Linked DNA regions of Homo sapiens: region 2 is linked to region 1. The links are chromatin contacts, found by Hi-C in ENCODE. All regions are on one chromosome and are shown on one strand. Each heading gives the region's core, a stretch centred on a gene start or an enhancer-like site at or near the end of the contact. The rest is flanking DNA. Distances are from core to core; before and after follow the strand shown. Region 1 holds the start of ALOX5 (arachidonate 5-lipoxygenase). Region 2 holds the start of WASHC2C (WASH complex subunit 2C).

Region 1 (5,845 bases), core at 1,068-3,567:
TACTCGCTCATGACATGATCTTGCATATAGAAAATGTGCACATGTACACACACACAAACCATTAGAACTAATAAACAAGTTCAGCAAGTTTGCAGAATATAAAATGAATGTACAAAAATCAAGTGTTTTTCTATATACTAGCAATTAACAATCTCAAAATGAATTAAAATTCCATTTACAATAGTATCAAACATAAATTATTTAGAAATAAAAAGTGCACTGAAAACTACAAAATATTTTGAAATAAATCAGAAAAGATTTAAGTAAATGGATCACTTGAACCTGGGAAGCAGAGGTTGCAGTGTGCCGAGATTGTACCACTGCACTTTAGCCTGGGCAACAGAGGGAGACTCCAAAGAGTCGAAAAGAAAAGAAAAGATTTAAATAAGCTGAAACATATTCTATGGATCAGAAGACTTAATATTGTTAAAGTGACAATATTCCCCAAATTGATCTACAGCTTCAACTCAACCCCTATCAAAATCCTAGCTTGCTTTTTGGCTGAAATTGACAAGCTGATTCTATAATTTATATGGAATCTCAAAGGATCCAGAATAACCAAAACAATATTGAAAAATAAAGAACAGCGTTGGTGGATTAACATTTTCCAATTTCAAAACTTACTATAGCACTGCGGTAATCAAGCAGTGTGGCACTGTATAGCATGTACATTACAGATCAGTGGACTAGAATCAATGTCCAGAAATAAACCGTTATGTTTATAATGAATTACTTTTTAATAAGGTGTCAAGACAACGCAATGGGAAAAGAATAATGAATTCAACAAATGATGCATGGACAACCGGACATGCACATGCAACACAATGAATTTGAATTCTTCTATCGCTCCATGCATAAAAACTAACTCAAAATGGGTCACGGATGTAAATGAAAAGCTAAAACTATAATAATCCTAGAGGAAAACCTAGGAGTAAATCTTTAAGATGTTATTGTAGGCAGTGGTTTCTCAGATAGGACCCCAAAATCACAAGCGACAAAAGAAATTGGACTTAAAGTTAAATACTTTTGTGCTTCAAACATCATCAAGAAAGTGAAAACACAACCCGCAGAAGCAATAAAAATGTCTGTAAGTCATGTATCCGATTAGAGACTTCTATCCAGGATATATAAATAATGCAATTCAATGATAAAAAAGATAAATAGCCCAGTTTTCCAAAGAGTCAAGCATCTGAATATACATCTCTCCAAAAATATACAGATATCCAACAAGCATGTGAAAAGATGTTCAAAGCCATTTGCCAGGTGCACAAACCCAAGACAGTATGAGGAGATGCTACAGGGACTCTGCTGCTTCACAGACATGAAGCGTTGGTGAGAATGTAGGCAGCCGCCTTTGGGGACTTCACATCCCCGCCGCCCCACGCACGGTGAGCTAGTGTTTAAACTTAGCCGAGATCAATACACGCGACTGTGTGCCCGTCAGACCCTGCGCTGCCGGCGGGGCTGGGAGAGGCGGGCGCCAGGAGTGGGCGGGAACCTGGGGGTCAGGCCCCAGCCGCGGGAAGCCGCCCAGGAGCGCGCGAAACCTTCTCCACACCCTTCCAGGCATTTGCCCGCCGCGATTCAGAGAGCCGACCCGTGACCCCTGGCCTCCCCTAGACAGCCCCGCATGTCCAGATGTGCCGTCCCGCCTGCCTCCCGCGACCACTGGCCATCTCTGGGCCTGGGCGCGGTCTCGGCGCCCGCCTGCCCCCGCCAGGAGCCGCAGGTCCAGCCAGTGAAGAAGCCCGCGCTGAAGGAGCCTCTGTGCTCCAGAATCCATCCTCAGTATCAGCGCTGGGGTGGCCTCCTCCAGGAAGCCCTTCTGATTCTCTCATGGGTCGCTCTTCCTCTGCAGACTCCCGGAGCACCCCTGCTCCAAGTACCGCAAGTGGCACTGAGAACTTGGGGAGAGCAGAGGCTGTGCCTAGATTTGTAGGGAGTCCCCGCAGCTCCACCCCAGGGCCTACAGGAGCCTGGCCTTGGGCGAAGCCGAGGCAGGCAGGCAGGGCAAAGGGTGGAAGCAATTCAGGAGAGAACGAGTGAACGAATGGATGAGGGGTGGCAGCCGAGGTTGCCCCAGTCCCCTGGCTGCAGGAACAGACACCTCGCTGAGGAGAGACCCAGGAGCGAGGCCCCTGCCCCGCCCGAGGCGAGGTCCCGCCCAGTCGGCGCCGCGTGAAGAGTGGGAGAGAAGTACTGCGGGGGCGGGGGCGGGGGCGGGGGCGGGGGCGGGGGCAGCCGGGAGCCTGGAGCCAGACCGGGGCGGGGCCGGGACCGGGGCCAGGGACCAGTGGTGGGAGGAGGCTGCGGCGCTAGATGCGGACACCTGGACCGCCGCGCCGAGGCTCCCGGCGCTCGCTGCTCCCGCGGCCCGCGCCATGCCCTCCTACACGGTCACCGTGGCCACTGGCAGCCAGTGGTTCGCCGGCACTGACGACTACATCTACCTCAGCCTCGTGGGCTCGGCGGGCTGCAGCGAGAAGCACCTGCTGGACAAGCCCTTCTACAACGACTTCGAGCGTGGCGCGGTGAGCGCGGGCGGGGCACGGGTGGAGCGCGGGCTGAGGTGCGTCCGGGACCCGGTTTGGACGGCAGAGGCCTGGGCGGGGGCGCCGAGGGCCCGTCGGGGCGGCCCGGACAGGACTGGGGGTGTCCAGGACCCTGTCAGGGAGGGCAGAACTGCGGTGGGGCGTGCCCTGGGCTCCCAGTGGCCGGTGGGTACCCTGGTGGGCAAGCGTCCAGGACCCCTCGCGGCGGCCGCGACCCCTGTCGGAAACGGAGACTTCCCGCGTGCCGCCTGCAAGGCGTCTTCCCTGGGAGGAGAAGGCCCAAGGTTTCCCCTCCACTTCAAGATCTGGGCTCCGAGGCTCCGGAGCCCCCTTCACTGGGCCGCGTTTCTTGTGCCACCTCTTCCTTAGGCTCCTTCTGCAGGTCGCACAGGGAGGGAGAGGCAGATGAGTCATGCTCACAGAACTCTGAGGGCACCTCGGAGCAGCCAGCTGTGAGCCGTGGGGAAGGGTGCACGTCAGCGGGTCCAGAGGCCTGAGTTCTGTCCAGACATGACCACCAGCTCACTCTACCGTCTGTCTGGGCCTCAGTTTCCCCAGCTGAAAATGGAGGGTTGGCTTCAGTCTGGTCCATGAGTCATGGGTGAGCCCAGGCCCATCTGGTGGCTCAGACGGCACCTGGGCAGCTTACATTCTCAGGACAGTCCCCAGAGGAAATTAAAGGGAAGGAACAGAACCCAGGCCAGGAGAGGCTTTTCCTAAATGGAGGGGCTGCACTCCCTCCCAGCAGAATGTACACCAGGGAACACTTCCACGCTAGGTGTGAGGACGCGAGGGAGCCCTCAGCATTTGGAAGCTAGTTCCTAATGCTGATCTGGACCTGAATTCCAGCCCCACGACTCTTTTCCATGAGCATGGGCAGGTCGCAGTTCTCACTGAGCCTTTAATGAAGTGCCTAATCCAGTACCTGGCACAGAGGAAGCGCTCCGTAAATGACTGGTAATAGTCCCAGACATACTGCAGGTGCGCAGGGAATATCAGTTCCCTTCCACCCCACCCCAGCTCCTAACTGGACCAAAAAGATTTAGACTTTACCAAGCTGCCTTCTCACCATTTAGTTTATTATTTGATCAAACCTTGTGAAATTGCTCATAATGGACAAATACAACCGGCAAGTTCATGTTTCAACTGATTACTCTTGGATAAAATTTGTGTTTTAGGTGTGCAGAGCCTAAAGTAAGTAAAAACTACTCTTTTTCTGGATTCCAAGCTCTCCATGGGCTCGATTCCTATCCAGGAGCCCATACCCTCGCTGTAGCACGACATGGCCCTCAGCCAAGTTCACTAGCATCCTGGCTTGAGCTCCCTTCAAGAAGAGTTAGGTGTTGAGTACAAGAGCAACCTTCAGTTGCTTAGTTGCCCCAGTCGGGGAACTGACCCTGAGGACTGCGGTGCCCTGGAGTTAATGTGTCGTCCATTTAGGGTGATGGCACCCTCTGCCATTTCTGACGCACCTTCATTTACTTCCATTATTTCATGGATTCCCCACACCTGGGGGAGAAGGACAGGGTACAGGCTACTTCCCCTTTGTAAGTGCTTCCTCCTCCCCATTCTCCTCCACACATCATAAGGTTCTAGAAGCACAGGCCATTGGTGTGCTCACACTGCACAGCACGGGCACCCCGTGTGTGCTTTCCTCCTGCAGGGGACATGATAACGTGGCCATAGCGGGCTCTTCGGACAAAGAGTGAAGGCACTGTTTTGTCCACTATCTCCCTCTCTCGGTCTGTCTTCCCCTACCCTGAGAAGTCATTCAAATGACATTATAATTAAACACCTCAGCCGGAATCCCAGGGGCAAATTTCAGGAGAGATTTGCATGTCACATTTCCATTGGGTTGAGAGGGCTATAAGTCAGGGGTGGGGCGGGGGGTGGTTGGGGGTGGGGGCTACCGCAGGGTGGGGAACCAGCTAAGGCTGAAAGTTTCCTTGAAAAAATCAGCTTTTGAGAAAGTTCCTGTTGATGCAAAGTTACTCAACACTTTCTCTTGCCCAGCCCAGAACTACTTCCTCATTCTCCCAGCTTGGTATCTGTAAAGACAATCATCCTTTTTGGGTAAAGGTAAAAGAGAAACCCTAGAGGAAGTACTTGCTGAGAAGACAAGGTTATCCCATTTTACAGGGAAAAGTGTTAAAATCTGTATTGTTAACAGTAGTAACGATAACAATAACAATAAAGGTATTTCCACACAATTTAATCATTTCCAAGTTATTGGCAGGTCAACACCCCCCTCCTCCAGGGCATAGTTCAGTCAAATAATGGACAGGACTGATTTTTTCCTTGATAAAGTGAGTCACAGGTCCCTTGTTATTCTCATCAGAGTTCCGCATAGTGATTCAGTCAGGACTGGGAATCAAGTCCTTCGCAGGTGGGATTATCCTATAAACGGTTGTGTCTTCCTTGGCTCCTCACTGTCTGCTGGAGAAAGCCGGGATCCTACACAGAATGGCCCTGTTTCCAGAGGCTAACCCAAGTCTAGGCAAATTTAACAAGTTGATTTATTTCTTTAACTCTGTAAATTTAAAGTAATTCAGATCGGATACGATAACTGTAACAGATCTGAAGATTTCTGAGAAATCTTAGTTGGCCCATTTCATTCTGTGCTGGTACTTTTAAGAAAGCTAAGGGCAATAGCGTGGTGTTTAATATATGATACTTGAATATGTTCAACAAGTGTAGAAAAGTGTTATAATGATTCATGCTTCTTAAGTCAGTGAGTATTCTTACATTCATGAAAAATTAATTCTAGAATACCTCCTTCTTGTGAATGGGAATATATTAGTGGAGCATAAATATTTCTTTGGTATGACCCTCAATCCGTCTCTCATCTCCCAGTCTCCCCCTCTGAGCCATCTTTTCCCTACATTCTGCCCCCTCTTCTGCCTCCTCTTCCTTCCCCTGCTCCCAGTTCCCTAAATGCCCCCCGTTTCTGCTCTCTACCCTACAACTCTCCCTTCTTTTTTGCTCTGAATTTTCCTCTACACTCTGTCTTCCAGCCACCTCTCAGAGGCCCCTTCTCTGCTCCCTCAATCTCCGGCTCTCTGTCCCACATTTTCCCCCTTCTCTGCCCCTTGGTCTCCCTATCCACTACCCCAATCCCTCTCTCCGTCCCTTGTTTTCCTCAGCTCTTCCCCATAGCCTCCCCCTCTCTCATCCCGAGTCTCTGTTTTGTCTGGCCCCCAATCTTCCTCTCTGCTCTACAGCTTCCTCCTCCCACAGCCCCTCATTAGTCCCCCTCCAAGATGGGTAGTCTGGGGGTGGGGCACACATCCTTG
Region 2 (5,845 bases), core at 2,231-4,730, 350 kb after region 1:
AGATCGTGCCACTGCACTCCAGCCTGGGCGTCAGAGTAAGACTCTGTCTCCAAACAGACAAATAAATAAATAAATGGGCTACTCTATTCAGGAGAAATTCAGATTTTGGAGTCACAATGTTTCAGTGATAAATTCCAGGGTGTGGGACGTAGATTAAGGGTGTTAAGTTCGTGGCCACTGAAGTTACCCATGATGGTGTTACATAAAATCCAAGTTTGGTAATTGGCTCGCCTCAATTTTACCAACCAAGTTCCAAGTTCTAAAGTGTGTATGTGTGTGCGTGCGTGCGCGCGCGCGTGTGTGTGTGTTTTAATGAATGTGGGGGAAGTGGAAGAGGTTGGTAGATGGTGACTTAAAAATGAAGTCCCCTTAAGACTCTAAGACTGTTTTTGCAGACAGCAGTCTTAGTCTTCTTCCAGGCTGGAGTGGAGTGGTGCAATCTCGGCTGACTGCAACCTTGGTCTCAGGGGCTCAAGCGATCATTCCACCTCATTCTCCTGAGTAGCTCGAACTACAGATCTATGCCGCCATGTCCAGCTAATTTTTTTTTTTTGTAGATATGGGGTTTCACCATGTTTCCCAGGCTGGTCTCGAACCGCCTTGGCCTCCCACAGTGCTGGGATTACAGGTGTGAGCCACCACGCCAGCCCAGCCTTAGTGTTAACACTGTTATAGGTTACTGTAACATATTGGCTCACAGTGTGTGTTCTCGGGTCTGCCTCTTTCCTGGTTACCTAATCATAAGTAAGTTACTTCTCCTTTCTGTACCTCAGTTTCCTCAACTATAATTTGGAAATAATATTTCCTCCCTCATAGTCATTGTGTGAATTAAATGAACAATGTATAAAGTGGTAAATACTGAACACTTGATAAATGTTAGCTATTATTAAAGGAGAGACTGATATTTAAATGATTACAATACAATGTAATACCTTAGGATAAATACATCAAAAACAACTTTTTTCCTTATTTATTTTACAGCTTTATTACTGATTTCCCTCTAAAAAGAGACCCAAATAAATGTGGAGCGACTCATTATAGAGTAAGGAATCACAAAGTACCATAGTCACGTAACAAAAGCAAAAAAAAAAAAAAAGCAATTGTTTTACCTTTCAACTGCTGATGTTATGTACAATCTATCACAAGAAGCATAGCTGTGCATTCATGAGCTGATTGTATTAACCTCTAGAATTTTAGAAACGAGCACATCTAAGCATGTGGATACTCTCTTACCTTACAAAGTAAAAGCAAGCATTTTCTATTTTAAAATTTTTATATCTGTGTAAAACGAAGAATTCCTGGAGGTCAAATAAGAAAAATATACCAAACTCAAAACACTATTAAGTCATGAAACGAAGACTCTGAGGTAGAAGTCAAGCAATATAATCCACAATTTCAGGTATTCCCAGCAACCATCGCATCTCGCAAGTAAGATGTATTTTTTTTTAAAGTCTCAACTTCCAAAAAATCAATAATCCATTCTGTAAAATCAGATGTAAAACTATGACCGAGCCGGGCGCAGTGGCTCACGCCTGTAATCCCAGCACTTTGGGAGGCTGAGGCGGGCGGATCACGAGGTCAGGAGATCGAGACCATCCTGGCTAACACAGTGAAACCCTGTCTCTATTAAAAATACAAAAAATTAGCCAGGCGTGGTGGCGGGCTCTTGTAGTCACAGCTACTCGGGAGGCTGAGGCAGGAGAATGGCATGAACCTGGGAGGCGGACCTTGCAGTGAGCCGAGACTGCACTCCAGCCTGGGCGACAGAGAGAGACTCCGTCTCAAAAACAAACAAACAAACAAACAAACGACAACAAAAAAAACCAACTATGACCGACAGAAGACACCCAAACTTTTGTCGTGGTAACACAGTAAATGCTTTTACTAAAAGCTGCCAACATTTCTATCGTAAGGGGGCAGCTGGTTGTAACCTTAATGTCCATATTGGTCGGGATAGTAAGGTTCTTGTCTGTGTTGCGGGTAATTGTTACCGCAGGATTGTCCACGCCACTGATTGGATCGATTGTCACTTGGCCACCCCCATCTGCCGTCCCTGCCTCTGAACTGTCTGCTATCTTGCAACCGATTGTCTCTGTTTCTTTGGTTCCCACCAGCTCTGCTATTCCATTCCTCAACAATTGGAGAGGACTCAGGAGGGCGTTTCAAGTATTCCTGATACTCCTCGTCATCTTCTGTGAATCTACTAGCAAACATCTCTTCAAAATTTGGAACAGCTTTGGCAGTGTCAGTCATTCTGAAATTCCCAAAGATTTGAGGCAGCTGTATTGTTTAATGTTTAGGTTGTTTAAATCCGCCAAGGGCTGTGTCTATCTAGCTCGGGCCGAACCCCGCCAGCGAGACACTAAGAGACCGCAGGAGAGGTGGCCTCTGGCCCACCACACCGTGGAACTCCAGACCACCCCAGCTCTCCAATGTAGCGGAGACCCTTCCGCTAGCCATAGAAAATAACTTAAGTCACTTAAGCTGTACTTGGGGTAATCAGGTTATTTAATGAGGTGATAACTGAGGTGACTACAAAAGAAAAGTCTGGGATTGGGTGTGTGAGCAAGGTGCATGGGGACAGTGGTATGTTCTAGGTTGAAGGCTCACCCTAGGCCAAGCACCGTGGCACCTGTTTTACAATATCATAACTTTAATATCACATCCTTGCAAGATATGTAGCTTCGTTTTACTGAGGAAAGCTCAGAAAAGTTAAATAACTCGCCCTTGGGCACACATGACTGGAAAGAAATTGGGATTTTTATTTTAGTAAGTAAGTTGGTCAGGCACAAGGGCGACTCAGCAGAGGGAACTTCAAGGAAGTGTGAGACAACAGCTGGAGCCCTGAGCTGGGAGAGTGGAGGACGAATTATAAAGAGTTTTATGCCTGCCATAATGAGAAGCTTGTCCTTGAACTTGAGGGGAATGCTGAGAGTGCAAAGGACTTTAAGCAGGCCCTACACAGTGGCAGCCAAGCAGGTCATAAAGAGCAAGATGATGCCCAGGCAGATCAGGGATTCTCTTATCTACAGAGCGTCCGCCTACCAGCTCCTTCACAGCAGCGGATTTTGCTGCAAGAGAAGAGGCAGCAGGCCAGGCCTTTTCCTTCGCCCACAGCGCCTACGTCGAAGGCTCCCAGGCTGGTTGCTCCACTGGCTGCTTGAGGTCCCCTCTCTCCAGACCCGCCGAACTGGCGGCCGGTGCTTTGGCCGATCCCGCGCCGCTGCCTCGGGCCTTGGGCGGCAGCGCCCCCCGCCCAACCCGCCTCTGCAGCGTTCCTGGCGTCAGCCCCTATCCTCCAGCTTCCTCCGCCCCAACCTAGGGTAGAACCCCAAACTCCAGTCCCAGTCCACTTCCGCAGCTTCCTCCCCTCAGCATCGCAGGTCGGATCACGTGCGGGTTCTGTCACGTGACATCAGGTCACGTGAGGCCGGTCACGCCCCGGGCAGCTTGGCTGGGGCTAGGCTTCCGGGGCTCTGCGGTCCTCGGCCTGTGCTGGCAGCCTCGGAGCCCACCGAGCCGGGCGGCTGGGATGGTGAGGGCGGCGGGCCGGAGAGGGGCCGGCCTGGGCTGGGGCCGCCGTCCCTGCCGCCCTCAGGCTCAGCCTCTCTTCTCGTTTTTTTCGCTGCAGATGAACCGGACGACCCCCGACCAGGAGCTGGTGCCGGCGTCGGAGCCCGTGTGGGAGCGGCCGTGGTCGGTGGAGGAGATCCGCAGGAGCAGCCAGAGCTGGTCGCTGGCGGCCGACGCGGGCGTGAGAGGCGGGCCCCGGGGACGCGAGAGCGGCAGGGGTGACGCTTGGCTTGCGCGCAGGAGGGCCGGACCGCGACTGCCCCTGCACCTGGCCCGTCCCGTTGCCTGCCCTCTTAGGAACACACGCCCCGTTTAGCCCCCGAGAATGCCACCCTGGCAGTCCCCGGCCACCAGGGAGAGGGGCAGACCCTGACCGTGGCCCAGACGCGACGTTCCCTTCATGGGGTTTCTGGCTCAGCTCCATCCGGAGGGGAGATCCGTTTCCGCCACACTGAGGGATTGCTCGGGCACTAGGGAGGCGATTCCTGTTGGGACCTGGACTAAATGGGGTGGGAAACAAGCCAGTATGTGGATATCCTTTAATGGGATTCTTCAAATCGGGGGCCCAAAAAGCTCAGAACTGTTCGAGTCCCAAATGAATAGGATTTTTGAATAAGAGTGGTGGTTGATTAGCTAACCCTTGGTCTGTGATCTCTGTAGATTGACAACCAAAGAGGACTTTTAAAAGGAGACAGGGTTTTGCCCTGTCGCCCAGGCTGGAGTGCAAGTGGCTCGATCTTGGCTCACTGAATCCTCTGGGGTTCAGGTGATCCTCTCACCTCAGCGTCCTGAGTAGCTGGGACTATAGGCGTCCACCACACCTGTCTGATTTGTTTATTTATTTAATTTTAGTAGAGATGGGGGTCTTGCTATGTTGCCCAGACTGGTCTGCAACTCCTGGACTCTAGCGATAACCCTGCCTCAGCCTCCCAAAGTGTTGGATTACAAGCGTGAGCCACCATACCCAGTGCCAAAAAGGGATTTTAAATTTTTCCAGAAACGAGATAGGTGTCCATTAGCTCACTGCCACTCTTTTGATGAGCTTTCTTAGTGTTTTCCAATGTCACTTGGTTTTAGTACTTGTCAAACCAGCATTCCGGCCGGGCACAGTGGCTCACACCTGTAATCCTAGCACTTTGGGAGGCCGAGGTGGGCGAATCACGAGGTCAGGAGTTCGAGACCAGCCTGGCCAACATGGTGAAACCCCGTCTCTACTAAAAATACACAAAATTAGTTGGGCGTTGTGGCGGGCACCTGTAATTCCAGCTACTCGGGAGGCTGAGGCAGGAGAATCGCTTGAACGCGGGAGGTGCAGTGAGCCGAGATGGCGCCACTGTACTCCAGCCCAGGCAACAGAGTGAAACTCTCTCTCAAAAAAAAAAAAAAGCATTTCTTTCACATTCTAACACTCAAAGGTGAAAGGAAATGGGTTCTTTTTTGATGTGACATGCAGAATAGTTACATGTAACATTGATACTACTGTATGTTTATTTTTTAAAATAGCTACTACAGTTTCTACAGGAATTCTCACAGCAAACTATCTCTAGGACCCATGAAATCAAGAAACAAGTGGACGGACTAATCCGGGAAACCAAAGCCACAGATTGTCGCCTGCATAATGTCTTCAATGACTTCCTTATGCTCTCTAATACCCAGTTCATAGAGAATGTGAGTTATTTAGTTATATTATAATTCCTTTTTTGGGAGTAGGAGATATTGTAATTTTAAATAACTTACTGTTAGGTTCCCTCCTAAATTTTGGTGGAAGTGTGGTTCTTGGTAATTGTAGCTTTTTTCTCTGGGATTAACGCCTCTTTTTTATTTGTAAAGTTTTAAGTCCTTTTTTCCAAGCCTCTAAAAAAGTCTAATGATAAAATTTTCTTATACTTCAGTGCTTCCATCTTTTGTCGTTTTGAGAGTAGTCAGCAATTGTGCTGAATTGTGTGGCACTCACACTGCCTTTGTTGTGGCGTGATCTGTAAGGACAGCTGTTTACCTGGTTAGACCCTCTGGACACCAGCATATGGTTTCAGTTGTTGATTGGGGTCATTCTGTTCTGATAAATTATATTCAGGGGATATATATGTCTGCTTGCAATATTCTCAACTAAAGTTTATGATGGCCGAACTTACAATATGGAATCAACTGTAAACAGATTACTGAGCTTAAATCTATGTGTGATTTCTGTCTATTTACTGTTTCTTCTAGGTGGTAGGAATACATAGGTAAATTAGATAGAGCCTCTCCCTTGGCAAATAGTATAATTCCAGCA

The links. Hi-C counts contacts between places; a loop is a spot of excess contacts on that map. Pooled maps may share reads with other maps.
Region 2: a map with no recorded cell type shows a loop between it and region 1 (5-fold over the local background). The contact joins the promoter of WASHC2C here to the promoter of ALOX5 in region 1. A Hi-C loop is called at or near these places in 2 of 37 single-sample maps with no recorded cell type and 1 of 50 pooled maps.

Annotation. Positions count from the first base shown.
Region 1 is chr10:45,371,899-45,377,743 of GRCh38, forward strand. ALOX5 (arachidonate 5-lipoxygenase) reads left to right here and starts at 2,318. Exons shown (of 14, transcript NM_000698.5): 1 at 2,318-2,531. The coding sequence starts at 2,382. RefSeq lists enhancers at 2,086-2,696, 2,697-3,305.
Region 2 is chr10:45,723,786-45,729,630 of GRCh38, forward strand. WASHC2C (WASH complex subunit 2C) reads left to right here and starts at 3,481. Exons shown (of 31, transcript NM_001330074.2): 1 at 3,481-3,535; 2 at 3,632-3,754; 3 at 5,077-5,241. The coding sequence starts at 3,533. It overlaps LOC107984227 (RNA guanine-N7 methyltransferase activating subunit-like), which reads right to left and starts at 3,397. Exons shown (of 1, transcript NR_199876.1): 1 at 967-3,397. RefSeq lists enhancers at 2,707-3,452, 3,453-4,197 and a silencer at 3,172-3,221.